2 separate regions of the Mus musculus genome follow, and region 1 is linked to region 2. Evidence: chromatin loops called from intact Hi-C (ENCODE). Cell type or tissue: left cerebral cortex. All regions are shown on one strand. Each heading gives the region's core, and the rest is flanking DNA. Links, peaks and the distances in the headings are about the cores only.

Region 1 (8,337 bases), core at 215-8,214, 200 kb after region 2:
GCAGAAGGTTGGGCAGTAGATCTGGACAATATAAAACAAAGAAATGAGTCAAGGGTGTGCAGAAGCTGAAGATCTGTGACCAGATCATTACAGTCATTCAGATGGATGGTCCCAGGCATCCAAGTTTAGGCTCACTAAGACCAAGCACGCGTCTGGTCAGCAAATACCTCTTTAGTACTTGTTTCAGCTTAGACCCTAGGCAACAAGGGGTAAATTATACCTACCTAATTCTCGTTTTTCTGGCATGTGAAGTTTACCAGAGGACATTGTAAGTAAGGCATGCCTTTTCTGACCTGAGGGGCGGGTGTGATGTGTGGGCGAGCACGCATGCGCGCTCCTGTTCGAGCTTACCTCTTTGGGTCCCTGTTCACCTTTGTTTATAAGGCTCTCTTGCTGATTAGCCTGATTAGCAGAGGACACAGTAAATGGGAATGGAGAAGCTCAGGTGCATGCCAGACATGGACAGACATCTTCCAGGGAAGCAGAGCGAGAGCGAGAGAGCGAGAGAGCGAGAGAGAGAGAGAGAGAGAGAGAGAGAGAGAGAGAGAGAGAGAGAGAGAGTGAAAGAGAGAGAAAGAGAGAGAGAGCAAGAGAGCGAGGAGAGAGAGAAACAAAAAAAACCCAAACGAATTGTTAAAATTCTCCTCTCCCAAAGTCAAGATAAGAATTAGGGCAACTGACGTTGGAGCAGAACAAAGGATTAAAAAAGTACAGTCACACTTGCAGGCGGGACTAGCTTCCGTGTTGTGCATACGTGGGTGTTTACTTGAGTCTGGTATACAGACACATTGCAACTTACTTATTTTGACCTGTTCCCACGGAGTCAGAGCACCTCACGCTTACATTACCCAATGGATTTTCCCAACACTCTCATTATGCTGATATTATGAAACTTGCATGGAAATCAACTCAAAGGTTAAGTGACTTACCCAAAGGTACACAAGAGGAGTGGAGGCGAGGCGTGCATGCCTTCCAACTCACTCTCTCCACAGATTAGAAGGCTGAAAGCACTTTTGAGTAAGTTTCTAAAACCCTGGGGAGGACTTCGACCCTGGAGTTATTGCACACTGTGCTAAACACTGTCTTGAAAAGGCTGAATTAATTAAAATGAATAAAATAATGAAAAAGAAAAAAGCAATTCGTACAGAGTTGAGGTGAGTTCCAAACACATTAACTGCCTTAGTTCTGCTCCAGCATAGACATAAGAGAAGATTTGGCATTTTGAGAATGACCATGGTTAGTTTTCTCTAGAAACTGAAGATAGTTATAAAATGCCCTCAGTGGTATAAAAGATGCCCTTTATCCTATTGGCACAGGTGTACGTTGTGCGTTTTGTGACTCTTTGTTTCTTAGACTTGTGAGTATATATTGGCTTGTCTCTTTTTTTCCTTTTGAATGTGTTCACATCGAAAGCATCAGACAGTCAGATAAGAGAAAAAGAATGCTATTCTGTGCTCCCCTCCCACTTTGCTGTGTTTTATTAAGCTGCTTATTTATCATACGGTGTTCACTGAAACTTTAAAAGAAGCCTTTTTGTTGTGATACTTCAGCCACTCAGCATAATGGCTCAGGAAATAGATCAAAATAGCCAAGGAAAATATTTTAAATATGGCAGCTGTAGTTGAAGTTTGGGAAATAAATCTTTGAGAACAATAATTTATTCACTTGAGCTGTTGTTTCAGCAAAGTATTTCATCTTAGTTTCAGAATAGTTGCTATTCATTACTAAATATGTTTAAAAATCGAAGCAGAGAAATTGATTTCATTCTTTCCAGACATCCTAAAAAATACTCAGGTGTTAAAGTTGGGTGCTGTATCGGTAAAAGCAATCAGATAGGGATTGTGGCTATGTGGTTAATTAAAGGTAGTAGGCGCCTTCGGGGTAACTTTGCATCATGGACTTATGGAGGACTTCACACTGTAGGGACAATAACGTGGCGCTCCTTCCGAATGTGCACAGTGCTGTCCTACAAAGACATCAAGATGTGTAGGAAGTCAACCCTCCTGCAGTCCTGCCAAGCCAGACTGACCCCGGCAAATGAAAATAATCAAAAGTAATTAGAAGCGTGCTGGATGACTCCTCCGAGAGCCGAGCGGGAGAGTAAACACGCCCGAATCCTCGAGCCACTGCAAAGGCCCATGTCTGAGCTGTTAGGTGCCCTGACCTTGTCCACATAAAGATGTGATTTATGAAGTGCAGGGCACAGCAGCAGGGCTTCTGTCTTCTCCTGGAGAACCAAATTACTGAGGCGGAGATTAACATGGCTTCAGTGGAGCCTGTTTCCAGACCAGGGGAAATTTTTTATTTACCTTTTTTTTTTTTAAACCTTTAATTTCCTTTCTGTCTGTCTGTCTTTTCTTTTTTTCTCTCTCCTTTTCTTTTCTCTTTTTTCCCTTTCTTTTCTTTCTTCCTTTCTGCAGCACCGTATTGGTCAACTTAAGAAAAGGAAAAATAAATAAATACAAAGGAAGAAAGGCAGAGAGTCCCTCAGAAATGACCCAGGATCTCTCTGGAGAGCCATGCTGACAGGATGCTCTGGGGGTGCAGTCCCTTTGTGCCTATAGCTTGGTGTTTGGCTGGGCAGACTGCAAGTCTGCCTACCAGTATCCCAGAATTCAAGTTCAAGTTTGTGACATACTTCCCTGATAAAGCAGCATAAATAATTAAAGTCAAATGGAACATTCGTCACATCGGCTCCCTTGGCTTTCTGATCTAGTTTCTGCACCTGTGCATTGAATTTTATTCAAATTTCATGGAACAAAAAGATTTAAAAGATCTGATAGGTGGTAAGAATTTGGAGGAGTCGGAGGGAAGGAAAATGGGGTAGCAATTGTAGAGGAATCAGCGACACATCTCTTGAGTCCCAAAATAATACTGAAATTTTCTTACCTGTGTCTCACTTAAGCTTAGGTGAAAGTCTGACCACTTCCCACATTGCCACTGTGCCGTGGAGAGAAAGCATTGATTTTCTTTTTAAACACACATCAATATCTATACACAAAGCTAATTTAATTAGCAAGCAGTTATTGTTCAGCCAAATGTCAATTTCTCAAATTATTTCATGCTTCCCAACTGTATGAACGGTATGAAGCAGGATTTCACAGATAGTCTGTGAAGGAGAGACTGCATATGAGATGCCCCCCCCCCCAAAAAAAAACAAAAAACAAAAAACAAACCCATACATTTGCTTGGTGTTAGAAGAAAAAAAAAAGTCAGACTTGGAGTTCAATGGCTGCTTAGCCACCCCAAGAACCCAGAGCTGCAGAATTAAAAAGACTATACTTAGGCTGAGGTTATAAAGGGCCTTCCTCTATAAACTCAAAACATAATGTCAGGGTGAATGGGAGCCTACTTTATTAACTTTATGGTATTGAAAACTGCCAGCAAGTTGTCTTGTTTTTAAATACCGTCCTCTGCAGAGTGTTACAGGGCCGTTTGTCCACAGGAAGCCATTAAAAGTGGACAGTGCAGTCATTTCATCTGGCTTTCTGTGGACTGCTTTTCTTTCTTTTAATGATGTGCTGGCATGTACCATGCCCATAGGGCCTCCATTAGCTGGACTCTTGCTTCTGGGACAACCCTGAAGTTTAAGGCTTAAAAGAGGCATCGGTTTACAGTCCTGTGGGAATCACTTGGATACTGGGGCGCTGACTTATTACCGCTTTAACTAATATATTGACTTATTTTAAATAAACAGTTATACCATGAAGGCAGAACCCATGGCCTTATTGGAAATCTTTGGGCCTTTTAAAGATTCTGCAGTCCTTGCAGCCTAGGGAGGAAGGGAAAGGATTGCGGAGGGTTTATACCCATTTCAAACCTGGAAGAAAATGCATTAACCCCTCCCACCCCAGCCTGGCCATCAACCAGTGTGTGACTCCTAGAAAATCTACCCACTCTGCTCAAACTGAGAATTTCCCAATGTTGTCTTCTTGGTAAACAACAATTAAGAGCAATAAAGAAAAGAAGCGTGCCATGGCTAGTACTGAAAAGCGGTTTAAAAGTATGATTATTTAAGAAAAAAAAATCTGATCGCTACTCTGTAAAAATCTGATCGCTACTCTGTTGCATGCATTCTCAAAGCCATACATTGCTTAAAGCCGCCTCCTGCCTTCCACTACCCTGGTAGTTAGATCAACTTTCCTGATCCGGGCTTGCAAACTAAAGCTGGTTCGAGATTAAGGTAAAACCATTATTTGTAATAGTCTATTGCAAGGGCGGTGCTAAACTCTGCAGAACAGGCGTATTCCTGATCACTGTGGAGCAGAAAGCAGCTTTGCAGTGGCTTAATTTGTAGCTGGTAACTACTGTAAACAGATTTCTCTAGAAATCCAAGGAGTAAAGGGAGTTGGTGGATTTGGCTCCTTGTATTTATTTATTGTTTTAGAAGGCTCCTAACTAACGGGAAGCAAGCTTACAGGGAAGCAAAGCACACTCCTTGCAAAACTCTGCCCTCTACCCTTGTTTGAGCCTGTTTTTCTTCGGATGGGGTAGATCTCCTAATGGGTTACTATTGGAGAGAGGCAGGGAGGAGCGCTCTATCACTTATTGTGAGATTGTGGGACTTTTTCTCTAAATTTCAAGTTATGTTAAGACAAAGCAGGATGGCTGTCATCATGTGAAGTTCCTGCCTCATATGCAAAAGAAGACGGTGTTGGGAGGAGGTGAGGGGAGTGGGGACCAGGAAGCTGCTGTTAGACTTTCTTCGCCCAGATAGATGCTTGTGATAATGCCGTGTAATCTTTCCTGCAGTTTATCTGTTGTACAAGAGTGAGAATCACAGCACCAATATTGATACTATTTAATAAGAGACACATATTAAACGGATAGCGGTAATGTTAGAATGGATCCTCGCTGTCTTTAGACACATCTCTCAAGGTCTCAGGGAGGAAATTAAGGAAATTCAGAGGTAGGAGCATCCTCCACTCAGGCAGTTTCCCAGGGTCTGTGTCTGTGAGACCTGGAGGCTGCAACCAGGCTGTCAGATCCTGGTGGGTTCACCTAGGTCGTTGAGGCTGCAGGCACTGTACTTTATTTCGGGATACATCGCCACCTAACGGCCTCCAGCCGTACCTGCAAGAATACCATCTAGACCCGTCGCTCCGCCTCCCACACCAGAAGCTAATGTAAGTGGGGAGAAAACAAAACAAAACAAACAACAACAACAAAAACCTCAAAGGTTTTTTTTTTTTTTTCCCTGAAATGTGAATTTAGTTAGGACCTGTCACTGATTTCCCAGGACCTTTGTGTCGCCACCAACCTTTCCTGCTTTTCTGAGAAGCTTTGAAAAAGGTTAGGCAGTGGGTGCTGCAAGGCCAGGGTGGGGTGAAGTAGGGGCTTGGAATGGTTTGGGGCACTGAGCACCCAGACCCCCTGATCAAGCTGAAGTGTCTGAAGCACTCAGTTCCCCAGATTACTTGTATTTAATACACAATGCATCATAAAACAAATCTCTCATCCTGACAGGAAGAAAATAGAACAGCTCATAGCTCCAGCTATTCCAATTTATGGCTAAATTAAAAAAAAAAAAAAAAGTAAAAGAAAAAGAGCACTTCAACAATGGGCAAGTTGAGGAAGGGCCTAAGATCAATGCAGGGAAGCCCAGACTCCTCATGATTCTCAGGCAGGGCTCTATGGGAATATCTCAATGCTTAGGTTATTTACAAAGGATTTTTCCCCTGTCTTACCTACTACTGCTGTGAGATCTCCCTCCCCCCCCCCCCCCCCCCCGCCAAACAATGGCCATTATCTGAAATAACAGTTCAGTGTCATAGATAACAGGCCACCAAAATGAATTAGTCACCACCTCTAGTCATTTACTGTCACCTGCTTCCTTGTCTTCTGACACTATTTTTGTTTTTTGATCAGCATTTTGGGGAAAATAAAGATCTACTGGATTTTCACATTAACTTGCCCTTGGAGAGAAAGAAATGTGGGTGGTACTGTGAGTCCTGATTCATAGATAAAAGTTTAATGTCAGCACACATTCTAAGCCTGTGAGCTGGCTCCACCCCTCCCAAGTACCTGTTCCTAGACCTAGGCATTTTACTAAATTTTCCATTGTTGAGTTGAGAATAAATTGGATCTGAGGGCTGGCGATTTAGCTCAGAGGCAGTTCTCTTGCCTAGTGGGGGTTGGGGGTGGTTGTCCTGGAGGTGTTTCTGTCTTCTCTTGGTGGGTAGGTGAGCTGTATCTTTCTATTTGCTTTTATAAATGGAGTTTTCTCATCAAAAGCATTTATTCTCAATTAAGCGGTGGGTTTAACATTTTTTTTTCCAAATTTATCTACAAATAAACACATGGATTCTTATATTTTGCCATCCTCTATCCAAATTCTTTCACCCAATGTCATCTCTGCATTGTATTGATAGAAAGTGCCCAAACTTATTATAAAGTTATCTAATATATAAAATATGAATCACTAAAAGCAACCACTTGCATAACTTGACTCTGGGGAAGTCATGGCCTTTTGAATAACTTAGAAAATATTCTCAATCTACTACAATCTATTTGTGAGAGAGATATGAAAATAATGCTTTAGATTTTAAGATTTGTTCTTGTGTGTGTGTGTGTGTGTGTGTGTGTGTGTGTGTGTGTGTAGGGGTATTTTTAAAATGTACACATTTCTGGGGACCTAACTATAAAAAGGAAAGGAATAAATTTAAGTAGAAACTTAAATTATATTTTATTTTAAAATATGCTTAACTGGAAACTGGAAATGTGTGTTAGTTTTCACTTTTGAAGCTGCTGTCTTGAGACTTTTAATGCGAGCCAGTATCTCTTTATCCTAAGAGTTGCCCTGGCCCTCTTCAGAGCTTCCAAACTACCAGCCTGCCTGGGGAGGCACCCTCACACCCCTGAAAGCAATTCTCCACCCTATCTTTCCCATCCCCCACCCAACTCTAACACAGACTCTCTCTCTCTCTCTCTCTCTCTCTCTCTCTCTCTCTCTCTCTCTCTCTCTCACACACACACACACACACACACACACACACACACACACACACACCCTTGTGCTCAGGACATCAAAACCAAAGAGATTTCCCTGGGGAAACAAATCCTGCCTGGAGAAATTTCCCCATTGGTTGTTTATCGGCAGAAATCTACATGTTTCTGGGGATGGTGCATCTATAATCAGTCTGTCCCTATAGGACTTGGGTCTTGGCGACCTTTTTGTGACCTCTCCCGCCAGAGGAGGCTGCTGTCACTTTAAAAATTTACTGAAAGAGGAGCCCGTCGTCTGGCTTCCGACCACTCTGGAGATAGCTCCCTTTCTCCCTCGCCCCGGTTTCTTTCTGGATGGCCGAGCAGATCCCCTTTAAAGAGACAGTTCATGAAATAGAAACCCTGCGGCTGGGCGCGGAGTGGCTAAAGGGGACGAGCCGGTGAGGGTCTGGCCCCGAGAAGGCTCTGGGAGGACCTGGGGGGCCGTCCTGGCCTGGCAGGCCCCCTACCTTCGCACACTTTCCTCCTGCGGGTCTTGCCCCTGGAGCTGCGACAGAGGAGTGGGAGAAGTTTTAGTAGGTTTCAGATAACTTTCATTACACATCGGGCTGATAAGAGCAAGAGAAAGTGAGGAAAGAGGGAGGTAGTGAGACCAGAAGGAATAGCTGCGAGCTCATTTAGGAAGAGGGGAAAAACCCAAATACACCAAACCCGGCTCAATTCTGGTCTTAAAACACTGTTGGCGGACAATAAATCCGAAACGCGTGGTCCTGGCGATCAGCTCCCAGGGAACGACAAACTTATCAGACACCCATTTGGAAGTGGAGACACGAGGCTTTTATTTTAAAAAAAAATTTTTTTTTCTTTTAAAATATCTCGAAATGTTAGCGGGTGTTCTTTGAAAAGATTTTCCAACTCGAGTACCTGGCTGCTGCTGATCTTATTTTTGTTTAATTCTGCTGTGATTGCTTTTGATTGCTGAGTTGAGGCCGTAGAAATCGGAAGGTAAGCGAACTCACTTTAAAAAGTCTTGGCTGTGGGCAGGGTGTCGCTGGGGACAGCGTCTGCGTCCCGGGTTTGCGCTGAGGTCCCCGTGCCCCCGGAGCGTCCCTGGTCGCTGGGACTCCGCCGCCTCGGGTGGGTCAGCCCGGCTGGCTGCCGCCTTCTCGGCTCTCGCGTCCTCCTTCCCCTCCCTCCTACGTTCAGTCGGTCAGGTTCGGGGACGCAGAAGGTGGGGTTGCCAAAAGTCAGAATTCCTGGCACCAGCCAAGCGACTTTGGAAGTGGCTTTCGGTGGAGTCTCACCTTGCCAAGTAACAGCTTCACTGGCCAACTGCGTGTGTTGCCTTGAGAAAGTCACATTCGGACTTTTGGCTTACAGTCTGGGATTTTC
Region 2 (8,337 bases), core at 119-8,118:
ATCATTCAGTTCCCGTAGCCATGGGAACTCTGGGTTAATGTCTACTTCATCTGTAACATCTACAGGACTAGTTTGTTGCAAAAATTCTTGCTACATTTTATGATTCTTTATACATTCTGTACTATCCCAAGAGTTCTTGTATGCAGGGGTGGGGTGGGGTTTCCACTGAGAATAACAAGGATTTTGTAATACTTAATTGAAATTTGAGATGTTAGAAAAGGCATCAATGTTGAGAAATCCAGGTATGGAAATATTTTCTAGAGACGCTCTCTTTGTGTGTACCTTCCAAAGCCTGAGGTTTCCTATTTGAAGACATTAATTCTATAAAAATACTGTCCGGAATATAACAGTTGAGGAGTAGTTGGGCTTGTGTGTAGATGCTTCAGGTTAAAGAATAATCCAAGTGCTTGATGAAATATTGAATTATAGTAATCCAAGTTGCAGGAGTTCCTAGCCACTGCCTTGTTAAGGACACTATGAAGGGACACATGCAGCTAGCTATATGGTAAAGTCAGCTCCTGGGTGCTGGCACCTCTCTCGAGGACCTCAGCTGACTGCTGGAGACATGGCTGTGCTGTTGACTTGATTTTGGGCTCCATCAGTTTTCCTTGAATCTGATTTAGAGGTAAGTTGTAATTGATAGCACAACTGGAGAATAGCTGTCCATGATTTGTCCAGCCATGTACCCCAGAGCAGTCGCAGTACACCTAGACACTTAGAAGGAGTATGGGCCAACAGGAGCTCCTTTTCAGTTTCAGTGGATTCCATGGTTCTCTGTTCAGGCACAGTGGTGCTTGAAATATTAGAACTTTAAAGTCAAGAATGGTAGGATTCAGCGCTGTGATGTGCTAGGTATGTAGATGAACATGACTCCTTTTAAAACTGAAGGCAGGTAGACAAGAATTAACACAGGTGGGTTCGGCTATAGGATTAGCTAGGTTTATTTGGAAAAAAACCCACCAAGGTAGGTTGTTAAAATTCATCAGAAAGCTGGTAGAGGTTAAAAATAAGCAGGGAGTTGCCCAGCTCAAGACATCTGTCCAAGTAGATTTGTCTGTGATCGTTCTGAAAGCCGCTTGCCGTGTGTGTGTGTGTGTGTGTGTGTGTGTGTGTGTGTGTATGTGTGTATGTGTGTATGTATATGTATTCTTACAGAAAAAATGTATCTGTGTTTACTTATTCATGAACTAGGTATTATTGATTCTCTTTAGTTCCCACACTAAGTTTGTCCTTCCTGTGAGGCTGCCTAGCTTGTGAGCTAGGCAGGATGGAGCCTGGTTTTGGATAATCTTGTTTCCTCATCCTACTGCTCCTACATTGTTGGTTTTTTCTCTACTCTATAAAGGAAAAGCGGTTTTCCATAGTTCTAGATGAGGCGCAGTCTCCTTGAAGTAATATGCTGGTTCTTTACACAGGGCCACTCAGGTATATTACACAAATGTCAGGAGAAAATTATGTGGTAATGAAAACTAGTCTGTCTATGTTTTTAAAAAATGAGGGAGTGTATTTTCAGGGAGACTGGAAACCTCTATTTAATGTAAGTCCTTTGGTCATTGAGATGTGTCAGAAACCCTGCCCTTTATTCTGAAGTGCCACTGCGTTAGTGCTGAAATGTAAAAATAATAAACAGCTGACATTTTAGGCACAGACTAAACACCAAACAAATGACATCACATCAAAGCCCTTGAGAAAGTGACAGGATGAGGGGATGCCCAGGGAAGGGGTCTGTGAAGCAAACCCTCGGGAGGTGGGGGTGTGTGGATGCCTCTGCCGGCCTCTCGAATTGGACATATTTTGTTTGTTTGGACAATTGTCTTGTAGTTAGGGCTTCATACGAGACTGAGAAAGTATAAAAGCAAGCATATGGTCCCCAAATCACTCTTGTTTTGCCTCTTGTTAATTACTATATAAGATCCACAAGTGTGTCACCTGAACCCTGTTTGCTCTTAGGACCTAGAGGATATACATGTGATAGCTGTAGCCCCTTTCCTTCTCTCTCTCTTTCTCCTTCCAGTTTTCTTCTGATCATTACTTATTCTTAGTTAACTATAGAAGTCAACCAATAACTCCCCTCACCTGATGGGTTTTGGTTAAGTTAATTGCCTGTCCACCTAAGGTGTTTGTCACCTTCCTGAAGAATAATTATTCACAGGGCTTGACCATCTGAGGGACAGTTACTCATTCTGAGGACACAGGTGTGGAGCACACCTGTGGTGAGTCACTTATAGGGCGATTGTCTCTGTGTGAAGTGACTCACAGCTGTTCACCATGTGCTGATAAAGAAGGGAGGAGGCATCTTACATCCAGAAGAAACTCGCCTCTTAAATTAATAGTCTTTTCACTCTCCCCCATCTCTTGGTTACTTGGAGAAAAACACTTAATGCCCGGAATTGCTGTGGCCGCCACTAACAAGGCAGTGCTGGCTTTATAGGCGTTTCCTGTAACTGTTCCCGTTAGCTCTGAAGATCCACTTATATTGAACTTTATAGAAAGAAAATGTTGTAAAGTCTTCTAGTTTTGAAGACAAAATTTGTTCTGAAAGCCTGTGATCTGTAGTTTTAATGAATGCAGCCACACTTCAAGGCTATTCCAATGTAGTTCACTGGGATCCCACTACTCCCAATAGAGTGGAAAAACTCAGCTATTTACTGAGTACTAGCGGGTATTGGTAAAGGGTTTGTTGTTTGTTTTTTTATGAGATTTTTACAAAAAAATTTCAACCTTGCACCAGGTTTCATAGCACAATGGATAAAAACTGAGAAATTTAGCAACCAGGTCTCAGCATCTACTTGATATTAAATTTGGCAGATTTAAAAAAAAATCCTATGATCATTTTTCTCTTTCTACGAGACATTACTCTTGCTCATTCTTCAAAAACATTTGCCCTAGTGTGGGGAATTATAGATAATTCCGTGCAACAGGTTTAACTTACCGTTTTCATAGTGAAAAGAATGGCCTAGCATGGCCCCGATTTTCTTTGGTTTCCTCCCATTCTCAAAAGAACCAGTGGTATTCACATTTCTTTGTCTAACAGTTTTATAATGTCTTAAGAGATTAACAGTGAGCGTGAATGAGGGCCAATGGATTAGGCAACAAAAGCCTGGGACGGCCACTACCTTGCTCACAGATTTCAAATCTTCCGGCATCTCCAAGCGATGTATAGAAACGAAGAAAAGATAATAAGTACCAGAGTCTCAAAAGTGTTTAGTGATTCAAAAAATTCAGATGTCATGTCAGAACTGACAGACTGATGGAGCCGTCCGTGGCAGGGCCTACTTTTTGTCTTATGTTCAGCTCTCATACTGAGTGAACGCAGATGTTATCGCGGTACCCCAGACAGTCAGTCAGTGAGATGTGACAAGCTATCAGCGGGGTTAGACTGAGTTGGTTTTGCAAAATTACCCACAAGCCTCCCAGCTTCTCTTTATATGTAAAAAGCAAAATAAAACAACAACCAACAACCCTCTTCTCTCGTTTAATGGAGCAAACGCAGCTATGAACCAGGTTGCTTGTAAATTGTCATCTCTTCGACTTTGAGCCCTTTTCTCTGGGAAATTAGACTTAACACATTAGCGGCCATGCATCTCGGGCATCCAATTCCAAAGTAGCTCACTGCAGTGTTTTTAATGAGTTGCATAATTTTTGTTTAATTTACATTGTACCTCAATGCCTAGCAAAGGGCATTTCAAGAAGAGAGTGAATTCCCCTTGCTTAAATCAGGAGCCAAGAGGAAAGGTTAAAAGTCTGAGGGGCCACTTTAAACAAAAACCCCTTTCTTAAAAACAGGCAAGAAAAATGAACATGTGAGTTTCCAGTAATCAAGAACTAAGAACTCCCGTTTCTACACTTTTTTTTTTTTTTTTTTTTTTTTTTTGAGTGAGAGCTAAAGTTTCCTCCTGGCCCCACTGAAGGCAACATTCCATCAGTCTATGAGACTGTTTCTCAAATATGGGTTGGACATTTAAGTTTTTCTTCTAAAATTAGATTTTTTTTTGAAAGCAGGACAAGAAAATTAGAGATTCTTCAGTCTGCTCATGTATTAATCATGCATTGATCATGTATTCGTATGTAAAGACTACTTACTTAAGCAGCGATTATTTTATTTTTCCGTTACTTCCAGATTTAAGTCAAGAACCTCAAAGTCAGAGCACGTGCATAAGCCAGCAATGAGCAGAGAAAAATTAGAAAAGGAGTATAATTTTAAAAAATTCTGCCTTTGCTGTTGTGCTTTTAACGATGCCAATGGTGTCTTTTAAAGCAAAGGGGCATGGGACTGCACTAATGTGTCCCTGTTTTCCTTTCAGCGAGAGCTGTGTCTCTCCCTCTATGCTCCGAAGTTCTGCTGTTGTATGTAAAATGTTAATTTTGCATTAAAGATCATTTGATGATAGATTTCTGTCAAACACCGCCCCCCCCCCCCCCAATCTACCACTGCCAGGCCAAGCTTTTGGAAACTAACGGTGATAGGGGAACTCAGTTGACAGCACGTTTTGTCTCACGAGTCACCGGAGACTGTCACACAATGAGAAATCATCCTGCGATTTTGAAAAATGAAAAAGTGGCGGCATTTCGAAGATAACATCTAGCCAGGCGTTTCTGTGGAACGCAGAGCTAAACAACCAACTGGAATTCTGCATACGGAGGAAATGATTTAGAATCTGTTTCGCCGCTAATCGCACTTGCGCCCAAGTTTTAGATTTCATCTGTCTGCTCAGATCCATTGTAAGCCATTAAGTGGCTTCCTTTTTCCCCTACAAATTGAATGCTGCAATGGCAAGGAACTCTTTTGTTCTTTTAATTCAGTCAGCATGGAAATGATTTTCTCATTTCAGCCCCCTTTCTCTCCTCTCTTCATTGTGTCAATAAAATAGAGTTGTGCCGGGCTGCTCTAATCAGCTTAGCGTGCTAATTCATTGCGCAGGGATGCTATCTGTGTTTGCTACAGGTGGGCACTCTAAGGGGTCAGTCTCCAGGGGAGTGTAATTGTGTGTCTCCTGGGGCTTGTTTGCAGAATGACCTAAAGCTGAAGTCCCAGCTGGGGGGGGGGGGTGTCGACGCACAGAAGCTGGGCAAACACATACAACTTGTGTTCACGTGTTCCTCTCTCAGCCCGAGGTTAGAGGCTCCAGCTGTATTCCCTGCTCCTTACATGTTTGCGCTTTTCTGCGATTATCCATAAAACATGGATACATCTAAAATGTGCACACATTTCCGAGGGGTAGAAGCAATTTTGTATTTTCAAGCTAGGAGTTAAACCTTAAGCTACAATTAATGTAGGCTAATATGACCCAATCAAACAACAACAAGGAAAAGAAAACCCCAAACTGCCAGTTTAGGAAAATATGTTCTTTCATGTCCTGTGAAAGTTGCTTAATACATAGAAATGGGAGTATTGCGAACTAATAAGTTAAACTTTATGAACACTGAGGAATGTATGACGATTTTGGAAGGTGACTAGTGATCAGTTGTTTGGAATACAGAGAAAAGTAACCCTGGGCAGGAGAGGAAACTTGGGATTCATGCATCCTTGAATAGTGTAGCGTAGACTGCAAACCTTCCTAGAGCTATTGTCTGCTCCAGTATCTAAAACATGCTGGAGACAGGAGCTTAGTTACTGGATCCAACCTTTCTTACATTAGGATTAAAAATTCCATAATATCCGTTTACTTGTGCCTGATAGTCATTTTAACTTTTTATTTTGATTTACATTGGGGTTAATTCCAGGTGTAATGGAAAACTCTGGACTTTATGGAATAGCTTTAAGCAGGTTTTAAAGTAGAAAGACGTGACAACTGCTTTTAAGCTCTGCAAATGAGCTATGAAGGGGCTAAGCCAATCATCTTTCACTTACTTATGAAATCTAGTGTTTGTCTAGTGTATCAGAAGAAAAGTACTACTCTCATATTAGCAAAAACAATTAGGAGAGCTGATTATACTTTGAATAACCCAAGGACAAGTTTTATAGGCACATTGAGATAGAGTCAAACTTGCTTAGCTTCAGATTGCAGAGCTTGTACTGTGATATTTGAAGTTGAATGCAGGCACAGTCGTTGGTTTGTACAGATACAGGGAGTTAGGTTAGTGTCTCTGTGCAGAGTACACTCTTCCAGTTTAGTTCTTTTGTTCTTCCTCTTCCTGGTCCATCCCATGCTGTGCCTAGATCCCCTCTTGTCTAACACTGCTGCCTCCACCAAGTCTCCCAAGGTGACCTTTTATTTGTTTATTTAGAACTCGGAGAGAGTAATATCAGTAGGTGAAAGAGAAACATGGCAAGCTGTAAGAGCAGTCTCTTTCATCCTCACATGGAGAGATCCTGATGTGGCCCTCTGAGATATTTACAGCTTAAATTCCTTGTCTTAACTGCACCATATTCTCTATTTTAATTTTTTGTTAAGTATTAGTGATTTTTCTGACCTAAGCAATTATACTTTCATACAAAAATATTTTCAGTGTTACTTTTTCTGAAACGATGGGGAACTTATTTAATTTTGTTGACAAGTGCTTTGTTCTATATACCCTTCTAGGTAACTGAATTTGGCATGGTTTTATCATTAGCTGCCTTCTATAATAGCCAAATGCTTTGGGCGTATTTAGGCTCACTCACTTCAGGGAAAAAAACCAACAACATTTCACTAACTTGTTTAGAAATTTCTAGCTTTATAATATTACATTTTAATAGTTTTAAAATAAACTATAATTGACAGAACAACCTTCCAATGCCCCAGGGGAAGAGGTCTCAGGTATGTTAGCACAGTTTTGGATCAGACAGCAAAGGGCTAGCCCCCTTTTCCACTCAACTGGTCACCGTAAAGCAGAGAGGAGTGGGGCCATCCACTTCAAAGAGGAACCTTTTAGATAGAGTTATCCTCCCTCTCCTTATTTATTCCACTATGTTCTTCTGTGCTGAGAAAGTGTATCTAGTATAAGAAAAGCATCCGTGCCATGATTTGTCCTAGTGTCCTGGCAGGAAGGTATGAGATTGGCCTGTATGGAGAGCATAGAGCTGTCTGGTCCCTGCTTTAACCCTCATTGTCCCCTCCAAGTTTCGTAATGGTGCTGATGATCGTATTATTACCAGCGAGAAGGAAAGGAAATGAGTGAACACAAAAATGAGACATTCCAAGTTTCCCCATGAGGGGCGGAGTAAAAGCTGGGTGTGGCCTCTCTTCTCCTACTAACTTCTAGGAATTCCGCACTAGGACTTAGTAGGAAGTATTTTTATATGTGTTCTTTGCATTGTTAAATTAGGAACTCCACAGTTAAAGGGTGATAGAGTCAAGGAGATAATGTCATGGAAAATCTAGGTGATTACTCAGAGTCACAGGTGACTCCTATGTCTGTCATTGTTGGTAAAACAAATTGTGTAAGGTTGGTTGGTAAGGATGGCCAGGTTCAAGGAAGAGTTACTCTAACCTCCTGAGATAAAGCTTTGAATTCATCCATTCATCTCCTGCTAGAACTAAAGTCTTATCAAGCTTATGGCAGGGGTGTGCATGTGAGAGTTCTAACTGTTTTAAATTTCAGTAACCAACTATGCAAAATGAATGACAAAGGAGATGTAGAGATGTTTCAGATTTGAATTCTTTGCCTTGCTGTGCTTTTAGCTAGCAAATAACGACCAAATTGATTAAGTTCTAAGGTTAGAAAAACCTACTTCATAAAGAAACTTGGCCTCCAGAAGAGAAGAACAGCCAACTTTTGGAACACATGCTTGTCATTGCCAAACTAGAGGGCATTGACACGATTTTCTGTGATGCAGAGATGAATAGCTTCTCCCCATTATCAGTCTGCCCATCTGGGGAAAAAAGGAAATTAGGTTCCTAATTAGGTGAATTTGGACTAAAGAGGTGGGGCCTTGAGGGGATGAGGAAAATTGAGAGGTAGTTTATGCCATTTCAGACTAATGATAGGAAAGGAAATGAAGAAGAGCTGAGCCTGAAAGGTCACTGGCCTTATTAAGGCAAAGAAGAGCAGATCTGCAACAGCCTGTTACCTGCAGGAGCTTGCAAGGTGTCAGGTTCTAGGGATTGTCTGAGATGGAAATACTCTGAAAAGAGGAGGGGCAAACATCACTATGCATTCTTGTATTGGATGATATTTTAATATTACCAGAGAGAAAAAATGATCCCTACCCATTTTATAAGTCGTTGCTGCTCTGGGCTGTAGTTTGTTATACCTTTGTCTAATGCAATGTGAAATCAGTAATACTTCTTTTAGAGGTTAGTTTTCATGGATAACACAGGAAGTAGTCATTTCATTCACACACACACACACACACACACACACATATCCCTTCAAAAAGGACACACAATTTTATGAATGAACTATAGCATAGAT

What was found. Peaks named below come from ENCODE experiments on the same cell type or tissue, not always from the same donor. Only the 100,000 strongest peaks of a DNase experiment are listed, where the experiment ranks them.
Region 1: a loop joins it to region 2, with 2.1 times the contacts of the local background. A loop is called at or near these places in 3 of 42 quality-filtered maps.

What each region holds. Positions count from the first base shown.
Region 1 is chr3:30,012,155-30,020,491 of GRCm38, reverse strand. The region is part of intron 2 of Mecom (MDS1 and EVI1 complex locus); the gene reads left to right. It overlaps Mecomos (a long non-coding RNA gene), which reads right to left and starts at 552. Exons shown (of 3, transcript XR_003954597.1): 1 at 352-552; 2 at 1-21. In left cerebral cortex, for the core only: a CTCF peak has its summit at 5,062; DNase peaks (open chromatin) are centred at 5,045, 7,352 and 7,644; H3K4me3 peaks cover 1,122 bases; H3K27ac peaks cover 858 bases.
Region 2 is chr3:30,215,968-30,224,304 of GRCm38, reverse strand. The region is part of intron 2 of Mecom (MDS1 and EVI1 complex locus); the gene reads left to right. Among named protein-coding and RNA genes, the nearest start is that of Mecomos, 200 kb to the right of the region's middle. In left cerebral cortex, for the core only: no CTCF peak of the experiment used is centred there; a DNase peak (open chromatin) is centred at 4,650.